Regions from separate parts of the Homo sapiens genome. Here region 2 is linked to region 1. Evidence: read pairs that join two places in POLR2A ChIA-PET (ENCODE). Cell type or tissue: A673. All regions are shown on one strand.

Evidence for each region. ChIA-PET counts read pairs that join two places held together with the same protein. Peaks named below come from ENCODE experiments on the same cell type or tissue, not always from the same donor. Only the 100,000 strongest peaks of a DNase experiment are listed, where the experiment ranks them.
Region 2: POLR2A ChIA-PET joins it to region 1 with 14 read pairs; 1 of 35 experiments calls an interaction of 5 or more read pairs at or near these places.

Annotation. Positions count from the first base shown.
Region 1 is chr12:126,179,151-126,187,150 of GRCh38, forward strand. No RefSeq gene overlaps it. Among named protein-coding and RNA genes, the nearest start is that of LINC02359, 87 kb to the left of the region's middle. In A673, no CTCF peak of the experiment used is centred here; a DNase peak (open chromatin) is centred at 3,841; H3K27ac peaks cover 1,341 bases; H3K27me3 peaks cover 309 bases.
Region 2 is chr12:124,843,512-124,851,511 of GRCh38, forward strand. All of the region lies in intron 1 of SCARB1 (scavenger receptor class B member 1), which reads right to left. Among named protein-coding and RNA genes, the nearest start is that of SCARB1, 16 kb to the right of the region's middle. In A673, no CTCF peak of the experiment used is centred here; no DNase peak of the experiment used is centred here; H3K27ac peaks cover 613 bases.

The DNA of each region.
Region 1 (8,000 bases):
GTTAACTTCATTCACCTTTTACTTTTTGTAAGAATGGGAGTCAAGACTTCTAAGTTCTTTACATGTCACAGCTGAAACTAGAAGTTTATATTATTTTTTGAATGCTGATGGCAACATACTAATTCAGTTTCATGACCCACTAATAGGTCTTGACCGACAACACAAAGATAGATAACGTCTCAAGAAACTTCCCTGCTTTTGGCTCCTGCATGGAGATCTCTAACAGACAGAACACATTAAGAGGGAAATAAATACATTTACTTTCTCCATTTTTACTTCAAGTATAAAGTGGGTATAGTTTATTTTCAATGTGTTTGCATAATATGAGTCCTTTATTGATTGAGAAAAAAATAATTATCAAGACTAGGGTAATAAAATACTTTGCAGTTAAGGTCCTACCTGCCTGGAGCTGCCATCCTGTGGTTATAAATTTGATTGCTCAAATGTCATTATTTGGGATGGATTTTTAAAATGTCTTTTAAAACCACAGTCAGTATATTTAGAGTCTCTCTTGAAACTATCAAGTTTGAGGTCCCAACTGGTTAAAGGAAAGAAAAGTTGCAAATCGTAACCATCTTCCATGCAGAGTCAAGGGCATCAGCCTATTCAAAATCCTCCTTGGAATTTCAGGGCTTTGGGTTTTACAATCCTTTGTATTTTAGTCTGTGTATCTACATAGACTTCAATGGCTCTTTTTGGAGCTGAGTCCCAGAAAATGTGGTGCCAGTAGACCCTCCATTAAGCTTCCTAGATGGAAAGTCAACTGTAATAAAGTAAGAACTATTTATTAACTTATTTTTAAGTTGTAAAAGCAAGATATGTTCCTTGCCAAAAATGTTTGATAGAGTGTCCAAGAAAGCAGATATATTTTGCCCATTCTAGCACTGTTAACATTTTGTGAACATTTTTTATGACTTTTTCTATGCATATCTATTTCCGAAGTGGATTTATATTATACGGTGAACAACAAGAACCAAAATTTGAGCTTATACAAATTTAACTCTTATGTTCCCTACTGAGAAAGGGAGAGAGAGATACATTTTGTATGACAGATGATTCTGTTCTTTCTTCCACTCAACGAATGCCTCAGAGTTTGATGAGGGTGGAGGTGTGAACAAATGCCTCAGAGTGTGATGAGGGTGGAGGTGTAAACGAATGCCTCAGAGTGTGATGAGGGTGGAGGTGTGAATACATGCCTCAGAGTGTGATGAGGGTGGAGGTGTGAACAAATGCCTCAGAGTGTGATGAAGGTGGAGGTGTGAACGAATGCCTCAGAGTGTGATGAGGGTGGAGGTGTGAATACATGCCTCAGAGTGTGATGAGGGTGGAGGTGTGAACGAATGCCTCAGAGTGAGATGAGGGTGGAGGTGTGAATACATGCCTCAGAGTGTGATGAGGGTGGAGGTGTGAACGAATGCCTCAGAGTGAGATGAGGGTGGAGGTGTGAACGAATGCCTCAGAGTGTGATGAAGGTGGAGGTGTGAACGAATGCCTCAGAGTGTGATGAGGGTGGAGGTGTGAACGAATGCCTCAGAGTGTGATGAGGGTGGAGGTGTGAACGAATGCCTCAGAGTGTGATGAAGGTGGAGGTGTGAACGAATGCCTCAGAGTGTGATGAGGGTGGAGGTGTGAACGAATGCCTCAGAGTGTGATGAAGGTGGAGGTGTGAACGAATGCCTCAGAGTGTGATGAAGGTGGAGGTGTGAACGAATGCCTCAGAGTGTGATGAGGGTGGGGGTATGAATACATGCCTCAGAGTGTGATGAGGGTGGAGGTGTGAACGAATGCCTCAGAGTGTGATGAAGGTGGAGGTGTGAACGAATGCCTCAGAGTGTGATGAGGGTGGAGGTGTGAATACATGCCTCAGAGTGTGATGAGGGTGGAGGTGTGAACGAATGCCTCAGAGTGTGATGAGGGTGGAGGTGTGAATACATGCCTCAGAGTGTGATGAGGGTGGAGGTGTGAACGAATGCCTCAGAGTGTGATGAAGGTGGAGGTGTGAACGAATGCCTCAGAGTGTGATGAGGGTGGAGGTGTGAATACATGCCTCAGAGTGTGATGAGGGTGGAGGTGTGAACGAATGCCTCAGAGTGTGATGAGGGTGGGGGTGTGAATCTCATGTTCCTTCACATGAATGGCATGAACTGAAGGCCTCTCTCTGTGTGAGCTGTCCGTGACATTAAGCACATTCCTGTGTTCTGGAGGAAAGGAAAATGATTTTCAAATAAACACTTGACCACATACAACTTCCATTTTTCACCTTGTAAAGTTTTGAAGGGAGGATATTCAATTTCCATCATGTTTTGCTTTGTTTTGTTTTGCTTTCCTGTAGTGAGCTTCTTCCTCATTTATGCTGAGGATAGTAAGTGCCTCTTTCCATCTTGTTCTCCCTGCATCCCTCATCTCTGCCCTTGAAGAGAGTGATTGACATGACAGCTAAGCCTGGGATCAGGAACTAAGCATGTTCAGAACAGCCATTCATCACTTTCTTTTCAGAGTTGCGGGCCTCTCCCCAACTCTGTGGGGAAGAGTATTGGCATGGCCTGTGCCTGTCAGGAGAGGCCAGAGTTCTGGTGGGAGGTCCACTTAGGATACCTGACTGTGTGCACAGGCCAGGGACATCCTCTGATAGAGTTCTACCATTAATAAATCTGATAGACTTGTCTGTACCTGTCTGGTTCCTGTGTCTACCTCCCTATCGTAGGTGGTGTCTACCAGCCATAAGGAGTGCTAGTTATCTTCCATTTGCCTTCAAGATCAATTTTCCACCCTCTGCACCCTGCTTGTGTCCAGAGAAGTTGACCTGTGTGGACAATATCATGAGCTTCCTTGTTCTCTGGCTCCCTGATGGGTTTGGCCCAAGAGAGACATCTCCAGGAGATTGGCGAGTGGGAAGATCAAGGTGGGGTGTCGATTTCCCTAGTTCTGTCCCTTTAGGTCCCTGGAGATATTCTGTGTCCTCTTGCCAAAGGTCATGGCTTCTGTCAAATAGCCCCCCTTTCCTGGTTGTAGAAACCTTTCCAGAAACCCCCTTTCCTGGTTCTAGAAACCATTCCCTTCTTTTCCCTTGAGGAACAGGATATATATGTAACCTTCCCGTTCTTACTAGCCCCTGATCAGCTATTCTTATTTCACCATATTAAATACTTATTCTGCTTTTTGTTGTTGTTGTTGTTTGTTGTTTTGAGACGGAGTCTCGCTCTGTTGCCCAAGCTGGAGTGCAGTGGCACGATCTCGGCTCACCGCAACCTCTGCCTCCTGGGTTCAAGCGATTCTCCTGTCTCAGCCTCAACCTCCCGAGTAGCTGGGATTATAGGCATGCACCACCACACCTGGCTAATTTTGTATTTTTAGTAGAGATGGAGTTTCTCCATGTTGATCAGGCTGGTCTTGAACTCCCAACCTCAGGTGATCTGCCCGCCTTGACCTTCCAAAGTGCTGGGATTACAGGCATGAGCCACTGCGCCCAGCCTTATTCTGCTTTTAAAACAATCTCTTTAACTGTCTTTAAGTTACCCAATTTGAGCATGCATTTGTTTTCTCCTGGGACCCTAATTGATAAGACCTTAGAGGAAGCTTATTTTATAGCTCCCATGTGTTTCTGTAATATGGGAGGAGCCCAAGCCTCTGACCAGCATAGGCCCCAGCCTGGCATTGGGACAGGCTTGGCTGATGGCAGCTCTGGGACATCTACATGAAGACCTGTTACTCCCCTACTTACGTTTTTATCTCATTTCACAGTGCCCTTTTGTTTGCTTTTCATTTGTTAACAAAATCTCAGGCAGCCTAACTTCTTTCCGGTGGCCAAACCGATGTATCTTCCTCCAAATATGGTTTCAAACTCTATTTCCAGCCAACTTGTAATTACACACAGCTGTTGGCAAGTCCTCATGGTTGTTGGCCAGAGACATCATTTTCTTGCAACATGGGATTCTTTATTGGGCTGGTTAGCACATGGCAGCTTGATTTTCTCAGAGCAAGTGAGTGAGAGAGCAGATCCCTTCCGATCAAGTCTTGGGATGACTGCAGCTCTGAGCAACAACTTGATTGCAGCCTTGATGAAGATCTCGGGCCATAGGCAACCAGTTAAACTTCCCGTGGAAATGATAAAATAACAAATCGTTGTTTTCTTAAGCCATTATGATGTTAGGTAATTTTTCACGAAGCAATAAAAAAATTAATATGTTAGTTTCTGGAAGTGAGATGCTAATCATAAAGAATATAAGAATATGAGCATTGCTTGGAACCGAGGAGCAGGCAGAGGCCGAGATGATTTTGAGGAGCGTATAAGCGAAGGCTTAGGTTGCCTTGAATTGATTGTTGTAGTCCTGTGGTTCTGGGCTCTGGGAATTTAGAAGTAAGTGAGAAACATGTTATTAGAAAGCAGAACGGGGGAATTTTTGTTATGTTGTGGCAGAAACTTAGCAAAATTGACACCTTCAACAATGTGGAAAGTAGAAAATGTGCCTAGTCAACTTGATGATCTAGCTAAGGGCATTCCCAAGCAAAATGTTGAAGGTGCTAGTTATTGTAAAATGTGTGAAGGAAGAGACAAAATGAGGGAAGGACTTTTAAAAAATAATAGCCAGAGCTCAGTGATGTTTAAAATTCTCAATCTCTTCTGATTGCAAACATTAATTCTGATTGCAAAAATTAAGAAATGGCTCTCACGCAAAGAAGAAATTCAAAGCATTAGCAGAAAAATATTTTCTTGGGTTGAAACTGGGGATTTGACCTAAGAACCTTTGTGAAGACCTTAGAAAGTTCACAGCTGGTACATTAGAGCACTATTCCATCACGCAAAAGACCCTTCAGAAAAGTCTAGAGTCTGCCTATTACACAAGTGAGCTTCTGTGAAATTTATGAGATTATATCTTATATAAAAGAATTTCTGCCAGGCATGGTGGTTCATGCCTGTAATCCCAGCACTTTGGGAGGCCGAGGCAGATGGATCACCTGAGGTCAGGAGTTTAAGACCAGCCTGGCCAACATGGTGAAACCCGTCTCTACTAAAAATACAAAAATTAGCCAGGCATGATGGTGGGCACCTATAATCCCAGCTCCTCAGGAAGCTGAGGCAGGAGAATCGCTTGAACCCAGGAGGCAGAGGTTGCAGTGAGCCGAGGAGATCACACCATCGCACTCCAGCCTAGGCAACAAGAGAGAAAGTCCGTCTCAAAAAAAAAAAAAAAAAAATTAAAAAGAGACTGTCATGATGGTAGCTTTTGTTTGATGGAGTGAACACCAGTGTGATTCACAGGGGTTCCACAAGAGTTTGAGAAAATCATGTTAGCAGAAATACTGTCACCTTGAACATCAAATAAAATACATCATTTTTATCCCCAAAATTCTACAGGTAGAAAGCAAGCTTTAGGAAACAACTCAGCTATAAACCCATGCTTTCTTTCATGATTTCTCCATTCTAGAGTTGGAGCTGGGAGCCATAGAGAATTATTCCCAGGTCTTGGGCCCCAATCAAGAAACTCCCAATATACCTCTGCTTGTATTTCAGAGTTGTTACACAACAGTTACTCTCCTATGGATCTCATTTTCCTTCCCTTTAAGCAAGAGTGTCTGCAATGATTATTCTATAGTTGCTTAAGCTTTGTACATTGGGTGCATGGGGGCAGGAACACAAGTTATATATTTAGTTCCAAAAGCCTTAAAATTGAGAGAAACTGCACACAAATAGCTTTATTTAGGGAACCACATGTAGGGAGCCAGGCATCATTATCTGACAGAGGTGATGAGATTCTGGATTTTGAGTTGATGTTGTAATGCTGTAATGAGATGAGACTTCAGAGGTACTATATTATGAAACAAGGTATAAGTAATAAAGTAGCCAAGGTCTTAGCATCACGTGAGATGAGGATATTTAACATCTGTCATATCAACTGAAAAATTTAAGAGTGGTAAGTGTAATTTTTGTGTGTTGTATTTCCATTTGGGGGATGTGAGGAATAAAGCTGTAATCATGCTTGAAAGTTATTATGCCAATTTTGGTTATATTTAACATTATTGCTGGTTTCAATCATGACGCTAATCCACCTGCCTCATTTCCCACCATCTGTTTTGTACCACCTGACCTCCCAGAAATCCCACACTTGATAGCCCAGGATTATCACTATCCTAAGATACTGACACACATTTTGAATTGTTTTCATTAATTAGAATTCTCATCCAGTAAAAATCACTTAACCCAGGCTGCAGTAATTGCAAACTAGGATGTTGATTTACTGTATAACCAGAGGGTTTGCTAAAAATTGAGTAGGATTTTATGAAAAGTGTTTGACCTACTTGAGTAAACAGACTTGGAGATCAATTAATGATTGCTTTTGATTAGGAGAGTATCTCACATGTTCACAAGACTCAGCATGATCTTCTCAGAACATCTCTGTTATGTCTAGGTACTAAGGTTTTATTTTGTAAGCACTTTCTTAGTACAGATATTATATTTGAACAGCACTATGAACTTTTCTACGAACTTGCACATGTCCTTTTAACACTGAATTTTAAAACAACCACAGCAAGTGACATCATTATTGTTTTTGAGTGGGTGAAGTCTAGCCCAGGAATGCAGAAGTAACAGTGAAGGTGTGACAATTTCTACTCAGTTTACTGTAGAATTTCCACTTTGGTCATAAAGCAAAGTTGTCTTTCTTTTTGACAGGCTTTTTCTCTGTTTTCCAGGCTGGAGGGCAGTGGCTTGAGTAAGCTCACGGCAGCCTCAAACTCCTTGGCTCAAGGGATCCTGCCTCAGTCTCTCAGGTAGCTGGGACTACAGGCACACAACACACTATGCCTGGCTACATTTTAAATTCTATTTTGGTAGAGATGGGCGCTCACTATGTTGACCGGGCTGGTCTTGAACTCCTGACCCCAAGTTATCCTCCTGCCTTGGCCCCCCAAAGTGCTAGGAATACAGGCACACGTCACCACACTCAGCTATTTATTTTATTTTTGTAGAATTGGGGTCTCACTATGTTGCCTGAGTGGGTCTTCAACTCCTGGGTTCCAGCAATACACTTCAGCCTCCCAAAATGCTGGGATTATAGGCATGAGCCATCTTTCCTGAAAAAGTTTTCTGTTCACATCCCCAAACCTCCAAAGATGTCTAAACTCTTCACCCCTCTGTTGACAGCACTTGTCTCTGTCTGAGACTGCTGGTGAGAAAACATCCACAGGTCACAGGACAACGGGGCAGAGGGGGCCCCATTCAAGGATAGCTCAGTGTTGAGTAGCTTACATGCTGCCGCTCCATTAGGGACTTCTATCCCTGGGGCCCTCCCAGGCTCTTCATTGCTTTCCCTTCTCCTCTTAGTCTCTCCTCTTCTTTGCAACTACCTGCTCCTCCAGCTCTTCTATTTCCCGTCTTTGGAATCAAAAAAGCCACTCCACCAACAGGCATCTGGAATTTTCTGTCTCAAATATATGTCTTTTTTGAATGTTTATTTCCTCTTCTGTGTGTGGTGTGGGAGGGAAAGATGCCTTCTGGGATACATGTAAGAAACACAACAAAAAGGAAATATTCCTAAAAATACACAGATTAATACTTTAAGATTTAACCCTGGCTCAGGTCCTAGAACCTGATCTAGTTATGACGGCTGTGTTCCATGTTGTCCGCTGTAATCTAGACAGGGTTAATGTCCTCCTCAGCTTGATTAAACCTTATCCAGACCGTCCTGACTCTAGGCTTTTTTCCTCTCACCCAGACCTTACAGAACCCAGGTGGCCCAAACACAGAGGCCCCTTCCCTCCCTTTTTATAGAGCATTTACTTTAGAAAACATGCAATTGTACATTCTTTTTCTGCCCCTTTGAGATGTAAATCTTTTATAAAGTCTCCTGCCAGTTTTATAATCCAGCAATATCTTTCTCAAGGACCTGGGAACCATTGATTTGAAATAAGATCATCCAGGAAGATAAAGTCCCATCTCCCAGTCTCTGTGGGAGAAAAGGATCCTAGCTTGGGTGGGAGTCTCGCTCTAAGCTGTAAAACTC
Region 2 (8,000 bases), 1.3 Mb before region 1:
CCTGGATTTGAACCCAGAGCTCTGCAGATCTGAGGATTGGGCACCTGCACACATAGTGCTGGTCTGAAGCATGTCCCCTGCCAAATTCATGCCCACCTAGAACCTCAGAATGTGGCCTTATTTAAAAATAGGGTCTCTACAGATGTTACCAAGTTAAGGATCCCAAGATGAGATCATCCTGGATTTATGAAGGGCCCTACATCCAAGCTGGAGGCCCTCCAAGCCCAAGCTGGTGGGGTCTAGCCCCAGTTTGCTCTGTGACCCTCCAACATGGCCCTCAAAATCTCTGAGCCTCAGACCCCCACCTGAGGACTTATGAAAGGAAGAAGACTCAAATTCACACCTCAGAAAAGCACATGAGAACAATGCTGCACCACGTACCCTCACTGAGACCCCAGACATTCTCGAAGACTAAATCGTCTCAGGTGCTGGAGAGGATGTGAGAGCTGGGAGGGTGAACAGCAGTGGCCCTTCTGGAAGGCATGTTGGGTGAAAATGGCTCCCCCTCTGCCCTACAGCAATTCCACTCCTGCGCATCCCCAGGAAATTGTGGAGAAGTACAAGGCAGCAGGGTCCAGCATATTTGCTGTTTGTGGAGGCAGGAGTCAGACATAACCAAGGTACCCCCGTCGCTAAGGGAATAAATACAACAGGATGAACATGAATTAGGGGGTCCAGGCAGCAGAAGGAAGCAATAAGCCTGATACACACATAGGAACACGGATAGATTTTAAACAGGGCAGCACGAGGAATGTTGACACGAGTTACCGTGCATGGCATGGAAAAGCCGCCCTCTCCTCAGACGTGACAGGCCACATGAAGGGGGCCTCCCTGTGCCACCCCCAGCTCAAAGCACTTCCACCTCTAGCTCCCTCGGTCCTCACTGAATCCTATAGGAAGGCATGGTTTTAGCCCATTTTATAGGCACCCTACTATTATGAGCTGAACAGTGTCCCCCCAAAATTCCCATGTTGCAGCCCTAACCCTCGGTGCATCAGAATGTGACTGTATTGGCGCGGGGGGCAGGGCCTTTAAATCGGTGATTACGTTTAAATGAGGTCAGTGGGGTGAGCCCTAATCCAATCTGACTGACGCCCTTAAAAGAGGAGATTAGGACCCGCAGAGAGTCACCGGGGATGTGCGCACACAGGGAGAAGGTGGCGTCTATGAGGCCGGGAGAGGGGTCTCCGGAGAAGCCAGCCCTGCCAACATCCTGATCTCAGACTTCCGGCCTCCAGAACTGTACGGGAATACATGGTCTTTGGCCCATGCACCTGTTATGGACATTTTTTTCTTTCTTTCTTTCTTTTTTTTTTTTTTTTGAGACAGAGTCCTGCTCTGTTGCCCAGACTGGAGTGCAGTGGCACGATCTCGGCTCACTGCAACCTCTGCCTCCCATGCAGACTCAGACACCCACCAGAGACCAGAGACTCGAAGAGCCTGTCCATGGTCACACAGCAGCAGGAGGCAGGGCCGGGATCTGGACCCACACCTGCAGGCTCCGGAATCTAGGACTGCACAAGGTCCAAGGACACACTCAGGTTTACAGACGCAGCCACACAGAGGATGGGCGCAGGGGCAGGGCGGGCTGAAGAGCGAGAGGGGTGAGGGGAAGGAGGGCATAAAAGGAGACCACTGAAAGCAGAAGCCAAGCGAGTTCCCGAACATGCGCGCTCCCAGCAGCACCGCTCCCGGCAGCCACCAGCCCAGACGCCCATCCACAGAGGCGCGGAAAAACAGCATGCAGTGCACCCGCACCGTGGAGGCCTGCTCAGCTACAAAAAGGAAAGCAGCACTCCACATGCCACACCACGGATGAACCCCAAAACATGACGCTAAGCGGAAGCAGCCAGGCACTTAAGGCCACACATTGCATGATTTCATTTATAAGAAATGTGCAGGGCCGGGCACGGTGGCTCAGGCCTGTAATCCCAACACTTTGGGACCGAGGCAGGTGTTTGACCTGAGGTCAGGAGTTTGAGACCAGCCTGGCCAACATGTGAAACCCCGTCTATATTAAAAATACAAAAAAAAAAAAAAAAAATTAGCCGGGCGTGGTGGCGGGCGCCTGTAGTCCCAGCTACTGGGGAGGCTGAGGCAGGAGAATCGCTTGAACCCAGGAGGCGGAGGTTGCAGTGAGCCGAGATCACGCCACTGCATTCCAGCCTGGGTGACACAGCAAGACTCTGCCTCAAAAAAAAAAGAAATGTCCAGGGCCGGGCACGGTGGCTCAGGCCTGTAATCCCAACACTTTGGGACCAAGGCAGGTGGATGACCTGAGGTCAGGAGTTTGAGACTAGCCTGGCCAACATGGTGAAACCCGTCTCTACTAAAAATACAAAAAAAAAAAATTAGCCGGGTGTGGTGACAGGCGCCTGTAGTCCCAGCTACTCGGGAGGCTGAGGCAGAAGAATCGCTTGAACCCGGGAGGCGGAGGTTGCAGTGAGCCAAGATTGCACCACTGCACTCCAGCCTGGGCGACAGAGCAAGACTCTGTCTCAAAAAAAAAGAAAGAAAGAAAGAAAGAAATGTCCGTAACAGGTGCATCTGTAGAGACAGAAAGAAAATGAGTGATTGCCAGGGGCTGGGGAGCTGCAAAGAGTGGAGAATGGGCAATTCTACTTGGGAGGGATGGAAATGTTTTGAAACTAGGTAGAAGTGGTGGTATCACTGAATTATTCGATTTACAAGGATTAATTATATGTTATGTGAATTTGAACTCAATAAATTATTAAATGAAAAACAAATGATAGGATTGGAAACGCTGCAACCACTTTGGACAAGAGCTTGGCCCTTCTCCATGCAGGTGAAGACACGCACGCCATGACCAGACCCCCTACTCTGACTGTCGGGCCCTAGAGGGATTCAGGCACATGTCCCTTGCAGGCAGGGACACGAGTGTGTCATAACCCAGAAGTGAACACAGTCACCGGCATCAGGGTTAAAACAGATGAACTGGCCGGGCGTGGTGGCTCACGCCTGTAATCTCAGCACTTTGGGAGGCCGAGGCAGGCGGATCATGAGGTCAAGAGGTCGAGACCATCCTGGCCAACATAGTGAAACCCCATCTCTACTAAAAATACAAAAATTAGCTGGGCATGGTGGTGCACTTGGGAGGCTGAGGCAGGAGAATTGCTTGAACCCGGGGGGCAGAAGTTGCAGTGAGCTGAGATCGCGCCACTGCACTCTAGCCTGGCCACACAGCAAGACTCCATCTCAAAAAAAAAAAAAAAAAAAAAAAAAAAAAGACAGATGAACTGTGATACTCAGCTTCTTCCGATTAGCATCATGAACTGTGATATGACATGGCCATGAAAATAGAGTGCAGCTTATCGCAGCAATGTGGGTGGATCCCACAAATACCATATGAAGTAACACCAGCAAGACCAAACCAAACAAAAATACTGAGAGTATGCCTGCATCCAAGTTAAGTCCAAAACCGGACCAAACTAATCCCGGTGTTTAGGGATGGCTATGAGGGAGTGATACTATAAAAAGCAAAGCAAGCTGGGACCAAACACAGTGTCTTCTGCAGGGGCTTCGGGGCAGATGAGCTTTCCCTCTTCTTCACGTGGGGTGATTGCATGCATGTTCATCTTAGTTACATATTTGATTGCATATGTCTTACACTTTCCTCAAAGTGAGCAAATTTCACAAAAAACAGAAATCCAAGACTCTGGGTGGAAAGTGCAAAGCGAGGGGTTGCAGCAGGTGGAGTCCAGGAGCCTGGGAACAGACAGTGGAAGGAAATCCCAAGGACAGGGGAGACTTGGCTGTTCCCAGAGCTGCCAAGGGATCCTGGCTGCAATGGGCTCTCGGCCAAGTAAGGCCAGTTTGACCTCCACCTGCCTGCCAGGAGGCCAGACAGGGCCAAGATGATCTGGCACAAGAATTTCCACAAGGCTCTGAGGCCTGGGCATCTGGGCTAGTGGCTGCCGGGAGGCCCAGTTAGGGAGAGGCAAAACAGGAAAAGCCCCCACCTGCCACTCCATCCAGCCTCCCGTTTCCACCCGACCAGCCCTGAGACCCCAGGGTTTCCACAATCTTCCTGGCCCAGGGGATGAGTCAGGGATCAGATCCGCCATCTCTTCCCATGTGATGGCACTGGGGTGGGCAGAGGCTGGCCGAGGGCCGCTGAAGGATGGACACATCACCGCTCAAAGGCAAGGAATGAGAGCCAGAAATTTTAGAAAGCAGGTGGAGGAAGGGACCAGGAGGAATTGCAGGCTTCTTCAACCCAAGAGGTTCAGACTTGCACTGTGACTGCCAGGCTGGGAGCTGGGGGAGGATCCAGGCACCCAACCCCGGCTCATCAGAAACACTCTGCTCCAATCTGATTCACACAATGAGGCTTTTGTGTGGGAGTCTGTGGGAAGACCACGTGCACTCCTGAGAAAGCAATCAGACAAATCCAAATCAAGGGCCATCCTGCCAAAAGCACCCGCCTGGCCCCTTTACAGATGCCAGTGTCCTGAAAGACCCAGCAAAGAGAAAAGGGCTGGAGAACAGGTCTGGATTAAAGAGGAAAAACACATGAGGCAACCAGACACAGCATGCAACCTTGGATTCAAAAAAAAATTTTCTTTTTCTGAGACGGAGACTCACTCTGTCGCCCAGGCTGGAGTGCAGTGGCACGATCTCGGCTCACTGCAACCTCCGCCTCCTGGGTTCAAGCGATTCTCCTGCCTCAGCCTCCCGAGTAGCTGGGACTACAGGTGTGCGCCACCATGCCTGGCTAATTTTTTTACTTTTAGTAGAGACAGGGTTTCACCATGCTGCCCAGGATGGTCTCAATCTCTTGACCTTGTGATCCACCCGCCTCGGCCTCCCACAGTGCTGGGATTACAAGCGTGAGCCACCACGCCCGGCCAATTCAAAATTTTTTAATGAACAACTATGACAAAAAGTGTTATTGGGGCCGTAAGGGAATCTGAACACAGACTGTCAGATTAAAGGTGTGGATCCTCGTGGCCTTCTTGAGTGGGGCCGTGGTCCACGGCCATGGAGAAGGACGTCCTTGTCCTTAGGATGCACCCAAAAGGCTCAGCAACGAGAGAGAGAGGATGCACATGCAGCAACTTGTACTTTTCTTCCCGTTTTTACAAAATAAAATCTTTGAAAATAGAACCTTGGGTGATGTGGTGGTGGAAGAACACACTGGGCTGCTTTATTTTACAAGCTGGATGCCTCCCTCGTGAGAACGGCAGAACGAGCCGTGGTACATCCGCACCGTGGAGCGTTTCCAGGCATCTAGAGAATCAGAGCGTGATCATCACCAGAAAATCCCAGCTGACTGAGGACGACATGGACAAGCGATGACAGCGTGAGAAACCCACGGTGCAGCAAAGCGTGCATAGTATGGTCCCATTTCAGCAAACTGCTGACAGATGGATCCCTCTCTATGTCTGTGTCTATCCGGTTAAGATGTTGGAAACAGCCAGCCCTTACTTGACACTTGCCGAGCTGCTATTTGAAGTGTGACATGTGCCAATTCTGCCACCTTAAAAGCCCTATGTAGGAGACACTTTTATTAACTTCATTTTACAGAAAAGTAAAAAAGGCACAGAGAGGGTAAGTCACTTGCCTGAAGGCACCCAACTGGGAAGTGGCCAAGCCAGGATTTGAACCTGGGCTGCCTGCCTTCAAAGTCCATATGCTGGGGTCCACCTGAGCTGCTGGAAGCTAAAGCCCTGCCAAAGGCTGGAGAGAAGCCTGGGATGCTGCTGGGACACACTGCAGGGTAAACCCAGTGGCTAGGATTCCAGATCAACTCCTCCACGGGTGCATCTGGGCAGCTCATCCCTCCCACCCCTACCTCATCCCCTCTCTGCCCACGGCACACCCCTGCAGCCTCTCACCTTGGGTGGACAAAGCCTGAACTTTGGCACACCAGCCCTGATATCTCCCCAACTTTTTAAAAAATGCCTCATCCCAGTCCTGCCGCCAGGATGTGAACAGGCAGGGGTATCAATGGGACCCTGGGAACTTTCTGCCTGAAGAACATTCGTTAGTGACTTCCTCCGGCACCCACCCAGGCCCCTTCCACCCTTGCTGCCCGGGCCCTCCTGGCCTCCATCCAGCTAGCCTGGGACAGTCGGCCCCACCCAGCACTGGCTGCTAACTATCTCCGTGGCCTTGAGTAAACCTCTGCTACCTACAGAATTTGGTTTCCAAAGGAAAAATAAAAGATAGAACTGAGCTTCGGAACCCAAGTCAGTCCAGATCTAACAATCTGACAGCTGATGAAACTTTCCCCGTTAGAGCAATTAGGCCAGGTACAGTGATTCATGAATGTAATCCCAGCACTTTGGAAGACCAAGGTGGGAGGATTGCTTGAGGCCAGGAGTTCAAGACCAGCCTGGGCAACATAGCAAGACCCCTGTCTCTACAAAAAATCTAAAAATTAGCTGGGCATGGTGGTGCACACCTGTAGTCCCAGTTATTCAGGAGGCCAAGGTAGGAGGATCGATTGAGCCTGAGTGGTTGAAGCTGCAGTGAGCCGTAATCATGCCACTGCACTCCAGCTTGGGTGACAGAGTGAGACCCTGTCTCAAAAAATCTAAATAAATAAATAATAAAGGGTGGGCACTGTGGCATATGCTTATAATCCCAGCACTTTGGGAGGCCAAGGTGGGTGGATCATTTGAGGTCAGGAGTTCCAGACCAGCCTGGCCAACCTGGTGAAACCTCGCCTCTACTAAAAATACAAAAATTAGCCGGGTGTAGTGGTGGGCACCTGTAATCCCAACTACTCAGGAGGCTGAGGCAGGAGAATCACTTGAACCCGGGAGGCGGAGGTTGCAGTGAGCCAAGATCATGCCACTGCACTCCAGCCCGGGCGACAGACTGAGACCATGTCTCAAAAAAATAAATAAATAGGCCGGGCTTCGTGGCTCACACCTGTAATCCCAGCACTTTGGGAGGTCGAGGTGGGCGGATCACCTGAGGTCAGGAGTTCGAGACCAGCCTGGCCAACATGGAGAAACCCTGTCTCTACTAAAAATACAAAATTAGCTGGGCACAGTGGCGCAGCCTGTAATCCCAGCTACTTGGGAGGCTGAGGTGAGAGAATCGCTTGAACCTGGGAGGCAAAGGTTGCGGTGAGCCGAGATCACACCATTGCACTCCAGCCTGGGCAACAAGAGAGAAACTCCGTCTCAAAATAAATAGGTAAGTAAATATAAGTAAATACATACATAATAAACAGCTGGTAAGCTACTACCTCCTCAAGAGGCCTTGGTAAACAGAATAGTCAGCCAAACAAAATAATCTCTAATACTGTAACAGCCAGAGACAGTGAAAGGCAATGTGGGGATGAAGTGGGAAGCTACCTGGGGGCAAAGGGGCTCAGCCCCATTTTTGCTGCCTATGGCCGCCTCTTCCCCCGACAACAGCCCCTCCTTTTTGCCTTTTGGGAACCACCCTACTCCTACCTGAGTCTCTGTGGGCAAGAACTACTTCCCTCCCTGGCTCCAAATGGGCAGGCGACCCAAGGCTGACCAATCACAGCAGTCCATTACTCGAGCCACAGCAATTGGTCCAAGGATGCACATGTGATCCCAGCTCAGCCAATCACAGCCAATGAGCATTGACTCCATAAGTTGTGCCAGCCACTGAGAAAATTCTTTAATTCTCCTTCAATATCCCTCAGGAAGGTTCCCTTCCAAGAGCTTCTGGGAATTCCAAAGCAGTCAGTTTCTCCCTGACGTGGTGCAGATGCCATTTATTTTCTAAGCGTCAGAGGAAGCCACTGGCAAGTGAGACTGGGGCGTACATATAAAAACATAGGAATCTAATTCTAGAATCGCATTCAGCCTGTCCAGATGCCCTGTCACGGGACCCAGGAAGAACAGCAGGGTCACAAGAAACTCACTCCCTACATTGACACTAACCAAGTCTACTTATGAGGGTCACTGCTGTTTTCCTTTTTTTTTCTAATTGAATGCATGTAGATGATTTTGCATGAATGACATGCTTATGGGCCACACCTCCACATTCCT